Regions from separate parts of the Homo sapiens genome. Here region 1 is linked to region 2. Evidence: chromatin loops called from intact Hi-C (ENCODE). Cell type or tissue: natural killer cell. All regions are shown on one strand. Each heading gives the region's core, and the rest is flanking DNA. Links, peaks and the distances in the headings are about the cores only. Region 1 overlaps SLC35D4 (solute carrier family 35 member D4). Region 2 overlaps SLC35D4 (solute carrier family 35 member D4).

What was found. Peaks named below come from ENCODE experiments on the same cell type or tissue, not always from the same donor. Only the 100,000 strongest peaks of a DNase experiment are listed, where the experiment ranks them.
Region 1: it touches region 2 in a loop (4-fold over the local background); 1 of 110 quality-filtered maps calls a loop at or near these places.

What each region holds. Positions count from the first base shown.
Region 1 is chr18:23,420,382-23,425,764 of GRCh38, forward strand. It overlaps SLC35D4 (solute carrier family 35 member D4), which reads right to left. Exons shown (of 15, transcript NM_032933.6): 3 at 986-1,063. Among named protein-coding and RNA genes, the nearest start is that of SLC35D4, 15 kb to the right of the region's middle. RefSeq lists an enhancer at 2,681-2,820. In natural killer cell, for the core only: no CTCF peak of the experiment used is centred there; DNase peaks (open chromatin) are centred at 2,560 and 2,910; H3K27ac peaks cover 1,893 bases.
Region 2 is chr18:23,304,264-23,309,646 of GRCh38, forward strand. All of the region lies in intron 14 of SLC35D4 (solute carrier family 35 member D4), which reads right to left. Among named protein-coding and RNA genes, the nearest start is that of SLC35D4, 130 kb to the right of the region's middle. RefSeq lists enhancers at 3,222-3,723, 3,724-4,223. In natural killer cell, for the core only: no CTCF peak of the experiment used is centred there; DNase peaks (open chromatin) are centred at 2,838 and 3,858; H3K27ac peaks cover 2,149 bases.

The DNA of each region.
Region 1 (5,383 bases), core at 171-5,170, 120 kb after region 2:
GAATTTTTTTTGAGGCAGGGTCTCTGCTGTGTCTCAGGCTAGAGTGCTGTGGTGCAATCACAGCAAACTGCAGCCTTGACCTCCCAGGCTGAGGTGATCCTCCCACCTCAGTCTCCCAAGTAGCAGGAAACACAGGCATGCACCACACCTGGCTAATATTTTTCTTATTATTTTTGTAGAGGTGGGGTCTCCCTATGTTGTCCAGGCTGGTCTCAAACTCTTGGGTTCAAGTGATCTTCCTGCCTTGGTTTCCCAAAGTGCTGGGATTACAGGCATGAGCCACCATGCCCAGCCAGAAATAATTTAAAATAAGAAATTTACTAAAAAAAAATTTTAAGCTAATATAATTTCATTCATCATATCCTATGATCTAAAACAAAGCAAAATTAATTTGACATTATAAAATATATATCTCAATTAACTTTTTTCCCCACACTACATCAATGTATCAGTTAATACTATATTAGTGGCATTATTACCCAGGAAAATACTATTTGAATTTTATCTGAAAATAAAATCACTAAACCTCACGGTTAGAAGGGAACTAAGAGATCAAACAAATCAAACAAACCTCTGTTTTGGCTGGGCATGGTGGCTCACGCCTGTAATCCTAGCATTTTGGGAGGTCAAGGCAGGTGGATCACTTGAGGTCAGGAGTTCGAGACCAGCCTGGCCAACATGGTGAAACCCCGTCTCTACTAAAAATACAAAAATTAGCCGGGCATGGTGGTGTACGCCTGTAATCCCAGCTACTTAGGAGGCTGAGGCATGAGAATTGCTTGAACCTGGGAAGCAGAGGTTGCAGCGAGCCAAGATCATGCCACTGCACCCTAGCCTGGGAGACAGTGAGACTCTGTCTCAAAAATAAATAAATAAGTAAATAAATAAACCTCTGTGCTTCCAGTGTAACACCATATGAAATTATATAATATCAAAAGCAAGCAGAGTGTGAATCATGCATGAGTCCAGCATAGAGAGGTTATACCTTGAACTGCTGTTGATCTCTACCCAGCCCAGTTTCCAGGACACATGAAGCAAAAGTCCACCAATGAGCGTCTGCCACCTGGAAAGGACAAGGGGCAATGTGAATTTCATAGAGTGCTACAGTCTCCAACACCATCCAGCCCCAGCAGATCTGCTGACTGACACAAAGAGACAAGTTCAACTCTATTTACTACTCTTTTCTCCTACTCTCTCCCAATTATCCCATTTCTCAGACCTTTCCTTCTCAATCTCTACTATTTCCTTGAGTCCAGCTGTCCAGCAAGTACTGACATTGACATTCTTCTCCTCTTTTTTTTTTTTTTTTTTTTGAGACGGAGTTTCGCTCCGTCGCCCAGGCTGGAGTGCAATGTTGCAATCTCGGCTCACTGCAACCTCCGCATCCCAGGTTCAAGCGATTCTCCTGCCTCTGCCTCCTGAGTAGCTGGGATTACAGGTGCGTGCCACCATGCCTGGCTAATTTTTTTGTATTTTTAGTAGAGACAGGGTTTTACCCTGTTAGCCAGGGTGGTCTCAATCTCCTGACCTCATGATCCTCCTGCCTTGGCCTCCCAAAGTGCTGGCATTATAGGCTTGAGCCACCATGCCTGGCCTCTTCTCCTCTTATTCTAGACTTTTCCTGAACAGCCTCACTCATAGCCACTGCTTCTCCCACTGCCTCTACATTGATGATTCCCAAATCCCCGTTCTCACTTGGATACTGCCACAATATCTCCCACAATATCTCCCACAAGCTCTCAATGATTATTATTATTGTTTTTATTCATAGATTTGGGGGTATATATGCTGGTTTGTTACATGGATATAGTGAGTAATGGTGAGGTTTGGGCTTCCAGTGTCCATCAACTGAATAGTATACCTTGTGCCCAATAGATACCGTTTCAACCCTCAGCCCCCTCCCATCCTCCCTACCAAGCTCCCAGTGATAACATGCCTAAATCATTACCCCGAACCTCTCCCTCAAATCATCCTCCCTATCCCCAATCAGCCAAACCAGAAACTTAGGTGGCATTCCACCTCACCTCTTTGGCCTTCACCTCCCTCGTCTAAGCACAATATCCTATTGATTTTATTTATCCCCATAACAGCATTCAAATCTGAAGTCTTCCCCACCAACCCTCCTGCCTCTGTCTCAATTCAGGCTCTCATCATCTCATGCCTGGCTCACAGCATTAGTCCCTTAACTGGTCCCCCTCTCTCCAAGGTTGCCCCCCATCCATTCTTTACTTTGCAGTCAAAGCGTTTGTCCTAAAATGCAAATTTAATTGAGCTACTCGCTTGTTTTAAAAACAGATGATTCTTCCTGCTGCCACAGGCAGCAACCCTCAGCCTCTTTTCTGTCAACAACACATTCGGGGTCATGAAGCTCACCTGAGACACACAGCCCCCAGCATGCACAGTGCAGGGGCAGCACAGGTCACAAACACCCCTCCCCCCCCCAATGCAGAAAGCACATCAGAATGCCAAATGAGTGAGAGGGACAGCTGCTTGCTCTAATTGCTTTTTCATTTTACTTGAGTCATTCATAAATGTCAAAACCCTGTTTTTCATGATAAATGACTTGAGACACCACACCTCAGAAGTGACTATGACCACAACCCACCCATGTGTTGCGACACTACAGTTGAGAACTCTGGCCTAAAGGACAAGTCACTTGGGTGTGACACATAAAGTCCTTCGGGACTTGCACCCGCCCCTCTCCACGGTCAGCTCCTGTCTGTCTGCTATGTGCAGCCACATTCCAGCCACAGCAGATGGCCCACAGCCTTGGGAACATGCCAGGCCATGTCATACTTCTAGGAGTCTGGTTGTGCCATCCTCTTGCCCCATAATGTTCTTCCCATCTCTTTGTCTGTAGTGAACACCTGCTCAGCCTATAACACCCAGTTTGCACATATCCTGTGTGAAGTTTCACTGACCCAGCCAAGCAGAACACACCAAATGTGGGTCCTGCCTTCAAACAGTTTGGTCCAGTACAGTGATTCTCAACCAGGCAATCTTCCCCTCCAGGGGGCATTTGGCAGTGTCTAGAGAAATGTTTGGTTGTTACAACCGGGGGAGAGGAGCGGAAGGTATGCCACTGGAATCTAGCCAGTAGAAGCCAGGGATGCTGCTGAACATCCTACAATGTGCAGGGCAGTCCCCGCTGCAAAGAATTATCCAACTCAATATGTCAGTGGCTGGAATGTCATTCCAAGGTTGAGAAACCCCGGTCTAGTGAAAGTAAGGTAATTAATCAATAATTACAAGAAACTGTGTGAAGCCCTAAAAGGAAGTGTACCAGGTACTATAAGCCACTCTACTGAGGGCAACTAACCTAGTCTAGTGAGTGGGTAAGACTTCCTAGAGAAAATAAATTTGAGCAAAAACCCAAAGTGTGTTCAAAGCAGAAGACCCAGAAGGGACAAAGGCCCAGAAGTGAGAACAACAATGGCTTGATTCAAAGCTTCTTGGAGAAGTTCATTTGGTCTGGACCCCAGCACCGGAGCACTGGAGAGGGGGCAGCAAGGGCTGACCCTAGAGAGAAGGGGCTGATCCTGAAGGACCACGTCAATCATAAGGAGCTGGGACTTCAAACTGGGGACTCACTGAAGGGTTCCAGGCATGGGAGTGACACGTCGCATTTACATTTGGGGAAGCTCCCTCTCTTTACAAGGGAGGGAATGTTACTGAGAGAAGCAAGACTAGGGGTAAAGAAGTAAGTTAGGAGTTTTTATAGTAATTGGAGAGATGACAATGGCCCAGAAAGGGGCAAGATGGATGAAGAAAGTGGACAGATGCTGAAGATGTCTAGGAGGCCCTGGTGGCTAACTGGATGTTGAAGATGAAGGAGACAAAGGAAACAAGAATCACTCCCAGGTTCTGAGTTGTGCAGTTAAATGGAGGGTAACCATTCACTGCAGGTGAATTTAAGCAACAGATGGAATTTAAAAAGCAAGCTCCATGAGGGCAGGGATCTGTTTCCTTCACTGATGTACCCCAGGCATCTGCAGAATACGTTACTCTGCCCTACCAGACACCAAGCATTGTTCTAGGCACTTGGAATACTCCAGTGACAAAATGGGTAAGTCAAAATTCCTGCCTTTGTAGATCTTACATTCTATGGGGGAGGTGCATTCAGTCTGTCTCATCCAACCAAGGACAGGGAAAAGAATGGCAATCCAAGCGTAGAGATTACCCTTTCCTATGCACATTCGCTAAGTCCCTCTACCTTTAGAGATGTGGAAAGACAACCAGAACCAAAAAAACGCTTGCTACTCTGTAAGAGAGAAACCAGTATCCCAGCTTTATTGACTAAAATACCCGTAATCACAGAAGACACTTTAAAACTTTTGCTATGAGGCTGGGCACAGTGGCTCACACCTGTAATCCTGGGAGGATCGCTTGAGGCCAGGAGTTCAAAGCTGCAGAGAGCTATGGAGTACATGCCACTGTACTCCAGCCTGGGTGACAGAGAGGGAGCCTGCCTCTACAAAAACAAACAAACACGTTTGCTATGAAATATTAGGGAGGAGCTTGACAAAGTATTTTAAAGTTCACCTGAAATAACAAAGTGGTGATAATATAATAAACATTTTTTTAAAAGAAGAATGAGGGATGGCTTGCTCTACTACATATTTAAATGGTTTAATAATTAAAACAATTCAGCACTAGTCCCTTAACATCAAAATTGACAAATACTTACCCAAAAAGAGACCCTAGAAAAATGACTTTATTATTTTTTATCTTTTATTTTTGGGACAGTCTCGCACTGTTGCCCAGATTGGAGTGCAGTGGCATGATCTCAGTTCATTGCAACCTCCACTTCCTGGGTTCAAGCAATTTGCGTGTTTCAGCCTCCCAAGTAGTAGGGACTACAGGTGCTCACCATCACACCTGGCTAATTTTTGTATTTTTAGTAGAGACAGGGTTTCATGATGTTGGCCAAGCTGGTCTCAAACTCCTGGCCTCAAGAGATCCTCCCACCTTGGCCTCCCAAAGTGCTGAGATTACAGGTGTGAGCCACTGTGCCCAGCCAAAAAAATGACTTTATACAGATGCTCTTCAACTTAGAATGGGGTTATATCCCAACAAATTGATCATACATTGAAAATGTCATAACTGAAAGAGCATTGAATACACATAACCTACTGAACACCAGAGCTTGGCCTCGCCTACCACAAACATGTTCAGAACATTTATATTAGTGTGGCTGGCTGAGAGCTGCAGCTCACCACTTGCTGCTACTGCCCAGCATCAGGAGAGAGTATTGTAGGGCATATCTGCCTGGGAAAGAGCAAAACTCAAAAGCTGAAGTATGGTTTCTACTGAAAGCATATTGCTTTCACACCATTGTACAGTCAAACAATTGTAAGTCCAACCGTCGTTAAGTTGGGACAGT
Region 2 (5,383 bases), core at 145-5,144:
GAGACTCCGTATCAAAAAAAAAAAAAAAAAATTAAAGAATTTAGATAAACACTATGAAAGTTAAGGATACAGAAATTTGGGGAAAAGTCTCAAGAATTTATATATATATATATTTATATAACATATCATTATATATAATTATATATAATTCATATAATAAAATGTAATATAATAAAATATATATAATTCTTGTTATATAATAACATGTAAAACAAGAATTATATATAAATGACATTATATATCTATCAATTATATATAACATATATATAAAATACATATATTCTCTTTATATATAGAAAGAGAGAGAGGGAGAGAGAGACGCATGTACACATATACATATCTCAGGATATAAAGGTTTCTTCTCTGGGCAGCTGGATTTTGGGATGTCAACCTGCCTACCATTTGTGTCACCCCTCCCCAGAAGGACAGGTGCAGAGGAAGAGGGGGGAGGAAGATTAGCTCCCTGCTTCAGAGCCCCAGTTCTGGTTACAAATCACTAAGTCTCCACTGGCTGCCCTGTCTTCCCAGGTGAGAGGGGTCCAGTCCTCTTCCATCCCCCAACTCTCAGCCCAGCTAAGCCTCTTCCTCTGCATAAGGCCCAGTTCACACCAGCTCCAGGGGCATCTTCCAAACACTCCTGGCCTCTCTCCCTTCTTCAGTCTTCTTATTCACTGGGCATTAACACAGTTACTATCTGATCCATCCAATGAATTAGCTTTCTGATTTGCCCTTCCTTTGATAACCCCTTAAATGTTGGATATCTTATATTTCTTAATGGTTTCCACATACTGTGCATACAGCAGTCACTCAATAAAGATGTTTAACTGATTGATATTATGGAATTATAGCTATGGTATAAAAAACCTATGACAATGAGATTTTCCTCCCTAAAAATGTCTACTGGACATTCTTAGTCTGCAGGTCAGTTCCTGAACAGGAATTAGGACTGTCTTGTCCTGGGTGACGCTCTGTTTGTTTCCTCTGCTGTCAAATTATCTACATACTCTTTAGGGAGGATCACAGTGGTGGGACAAGGAACATTTAAGCCATTTTCCCTTATAACTCCCTCATGAGCTTCCGCCTGTACATTATCTACACTGCTGTAAATCCTTGGTGTTTTTCAATTCAGTTCTAGCAGGTTACAGGGCTTTGTACACACAGACCTGGGTTTGAAACCTGGTCCAACTGCCTAGTAGCTATAAAATCTTGGGAAAATAAGCATCTCTGGACCTCAGCTTCTTCATCTTTAAAATATGGATGACTTGGAAGAGTGTTATAAAAGTAAATGAGATAATATTAATGTAAGAAATGTCTGAGGCACAGTAGTTGCCCAATAAATGGTTATTATTATTAAAAAGAAGAGGAAGACATAGCAGGAGGAGGAAGAGGAAGGTGTAGGAACATTTCCTAATTTTTCCTTCCATTTGTCTTCTTGGGGCAGGAAATGCCCCCACTGGCGCTCCTGAGAAAGGTTGGAAATCCCATTTTCTGAGTGCAGTGAGCAAAACCATTCATTTCTGTCCATCTAGGATGATTTAGATATGGACCTGCCCTCAGGCAGGGCAATGAGCATCTATAGACACTGCAGAGGCAGTGATTTTTGACTTTTATCCAAGAATGGTTCCTGGCACATATGAGGCACTTGGTAAATGTCTGTTTATTGAAGGAACCCCTTCCAGCCCAAAGCCACACAAGATGCACGGTTACCTTTTAGACTCCCCATCATGGTATTCCACAGGGCCACTGGTGCTGCCCCTCACATTTATCCCATATGAATCTCCTACCGATGTTCAAAAATAACACTGTTGTTTCTGGGCTATGTCAGCATCCAAGGCCACCTGGGAGATGGGAGGCTGTCCTGGGCACACCTGGGTACCAGTGCTGACTCCCACCAGCCAGCATGGTGGTCCTTGACTTAAGCAAGTGACAACTCAGCAGGTCCAACTTGCAAACAAATGCAAAAAAAAAAAGAAGAAGGAAGGGGAAAGATCAGCTATTAGGACTACTCTGATTGCAGGCATGGAAAAAAATACTTACTTTCTTCTTCTTATTTTTTTTTTGAGATGGAGTTTTGCTCTTGTTTCCCAGGCTGGAGTGCAATGGCGCGATCTCGGCTCACTGCAACCTCCACCTCCCGGGTTCAAGCGATTCTCCTGCCTCAGCCTCCCTAGTAGCTGGGATTACAGGCATGCGCCATCACACCTGGCTAATTTTGTATTTTTAGTAGAGACAGGGTTTCTCCATGTTGGTCAGGCTGGTCTCGAACTCCCGACCTCAGGTGATCCACCCGCCTCGGCCTCCCAAAGTGCTAGGATTACAGGCGTGAGCCACTGCGCCCAGCTAAAATACTTATTTTCTAGAGTCAGGCATTATTTGAGCAAAGCTAAGCAATACTATGCTTTTTCTTTCCTGATAATACTGGTAAAGAAATGTAAAAACCCATTCCAAAATTTGCCTGCACTTCAATTTTATAGTGCTATTCCATGGGGGGGAAAAATCTGCCAAGTAATATATAGGAACTAGAATAGAAATAAGCATGATCTTAAAGTGGTCCTAGGCTTCTTTTCCTTTTTAAAACAAAGGACAGAAGACCAGTGAGCAGCAACAACAAATGTGAATTTTTCTACATAATGTGCAGCATCCAGGATTGAGGCCAGGCTGCCCCTGGTCACAGGGAAGGAAACAAAACTTTGTCACCAGCCCAAGAAATAGACTATTTATGTGTGATGTGTGTGAGGGCTGCTCAGTGTGGTTTCATTTCAGAAACACTGTTGTGGCTAGGCCCCCAGATCTAACACCTCCTACAGTGAACAGAGTCCACCTCCGTTGGGTTACACATGCCTGGCCAAATGCAGCACTGTTCTCACCCTTCAACCGAACCGTAGTGACGTCTGGCAAGAGGAGTTTGAGGGAGTGAAGGATGAGCGACTTTCGCTTTTTACTTGATATATTTCTGTATTGTTTTAAATGTCTTATAAATAGCATGCATTACTCTATTGCTTAAAAATACATACATATATATTCCCCAAATTAAAGCATGCCTATTCATCAGCAATGAGCTGTTTTAACCGTTTAAACTCTCCATTACTTCCTCCCTCACCTTCGCCTTCCCTGCAGACCACAACCCAAATCCTTGGTAACAATCACCTATTGGTTTGAATAGTAGTAATCAGAATAGATAACATTCTTAACTCTCCAATGGGCAGGACTTGTGTAGAGAGTTCAGGGGTGAAACCCACCCGATCGCTTCATTCTTGTCCTCATGTGGTCATAGCCAACTGGCCCTTGAACGAGAGGCACATGGTCCTAATAAGTTCAGAAGGCCTGTTTCCTGTCTCAGATGAGAGCTCCGAGGCCTGAGCGGAGGGCGAGCCCGGGGCGCTGGTCACAGCTGGGTCCTCTCCGACAGTAGTACTTTCTCTGTGCATCCCTGTGTTACTCATGGCCCAAACCTCCCTTGTGAGTCACGGGCTCTGAGGGCTATGGGGCAGGGCAGTGTGGCCTTTTCCAGGAGGTGTGTCCTGAAGCTACCATCACAACGGCCACACCTACCTCCTGGGACTCTGAGTCCCCACTGTGTCTCCCCACAGCCATGCCCCTGCCTCAGCCATCCTTCTGAAGAACCCACCTGTCCCCATCTGCCCTGCTCAGCCATCCTTCTGAAGAGCCTGCCTGTCCCGGTCTGCCCTGCTGAACACCACCCCACACCCAACTGTCTCCTGCATACCCCCAGGGTCCTGCGCACTGCTTCTGGGAGGGAGGCAGACCCTAATGGGCAGAAAGGAATGAATCTGGTCACAACAGTCAGAACTGTCAGGGAGGAAATTAGCAAGGCGACAGGAAAAAGCTAGCAGGGCTTGCACAGGATGTGGCCAGGGAAGCCTCTCTGAGGTCACCTCGATTTGAAGGCCTGGGGGATGAGCAGTAGTGGCCAACTGAAAGCAGGGAGGAAGGCATCCGGGCCGAAGTGACAGGCCCAGAAGCCCTGAGGAGACACATGTGTGCCATGGCCAAGGCACAGAAAGGCTCTCCCCTCCCCAGATCCGCAGGCTGATTTGGCGAACGATCTATTCCTGTATCTCCACTCTGTGGTCCAACAGGCACCTCAGCCTTCATACATTCAAACCAATGCCCAGTACGCCTCCACCACCACCTTGCCAAACCCTGCTCTTCACACAACATTCTCCATCTCAGTAAAGGCAACCTCATTCTTTCATTGCTCGGAACCCAAACCTAGAAGTCATCCTAGACTCCCCTCTCTCAAATCCTAGTGCCTCAGATATCCTACCATGTCTCCCCACCTCCACTGCTATCAGCCAGTTCTCAGCCATCATCATCTTGCACCTAGATCATGGCAAGAGCCCCTGGTCTTCTTGCTTCCTCCCCACCCCTTGGCACCGTTGTCCCCCAGCATCCCCATGGCTCACTCCCTCACTTCCTTCTGGTCTCTGCTCAGACAGCTTAGTGAGGCATGCTGTCTTTATGCAAATGGGTAGTGCATTCTAAACAGGATCATTTGGAGCTTATCTGAAAGTTAATGGAAAAATCAAAGAAATGGAAAGACACCCAAACACAGCACGTGTTTTCTCTCTCTCTCTCTCTCTCTCTCTCTCTGTGTGTGTGTGTGTGTGTGTGTGTATACAGTTGCCCCTCAGTACCTAAAGGGGATCTGTTCCAGGACGTCCATGGGTTGTCAAGTCTCTTATATAAAATGGTGTCGTGTTTGCCTACAACCCATGCACATCCTCCTGTATATTTTAAATCATCTCTAGATTACTTGTAATATCAAATACAATGTAAATGCTATGTAAATAGTTGTTATACTGTACTGTTTAGGAAATAATAACAAGAAAAAAAGTCTGTACATGTTCAGTACAGATGCAACCATTGCAGGCCTAAACTGCATTGTTGACCCACAGTTGGTTTAATCTGAGGATCTGGAACCTGTTCATGCAAAGGGCTGATTGTGTGTGTGTGTGTGTGTGTGTGTGTGTGTGTGTATAGTGGTTTACTAAACATTACATATTATTATACATATTATATTATACATATTATGCATATACATACATATATATACACATAGTGGTTGACCAGCAGTGGCTGCCCTGGGGTGGAGGAGTGAGGGTGATGTTCTGTTTCTTGCTCTGGATGCTGGTTATGGTATACAGAATGGTTGGTTTGTACAAATCCATCAAGTAGTATATTTATGATATATGCACTCTTCCCAATTTGTATTTACAGGTCAATACAAGTTTTTTTTTTTTTAAAGAAAGCTTCGCTAATATGAGATTTGCATTTGGATGGAGATACACAGCCAACGCACACTCCCTTTCTGCAACATTTGAGAGCAAAATTTAGTATCCTGATGAAACTCAGTAACTAA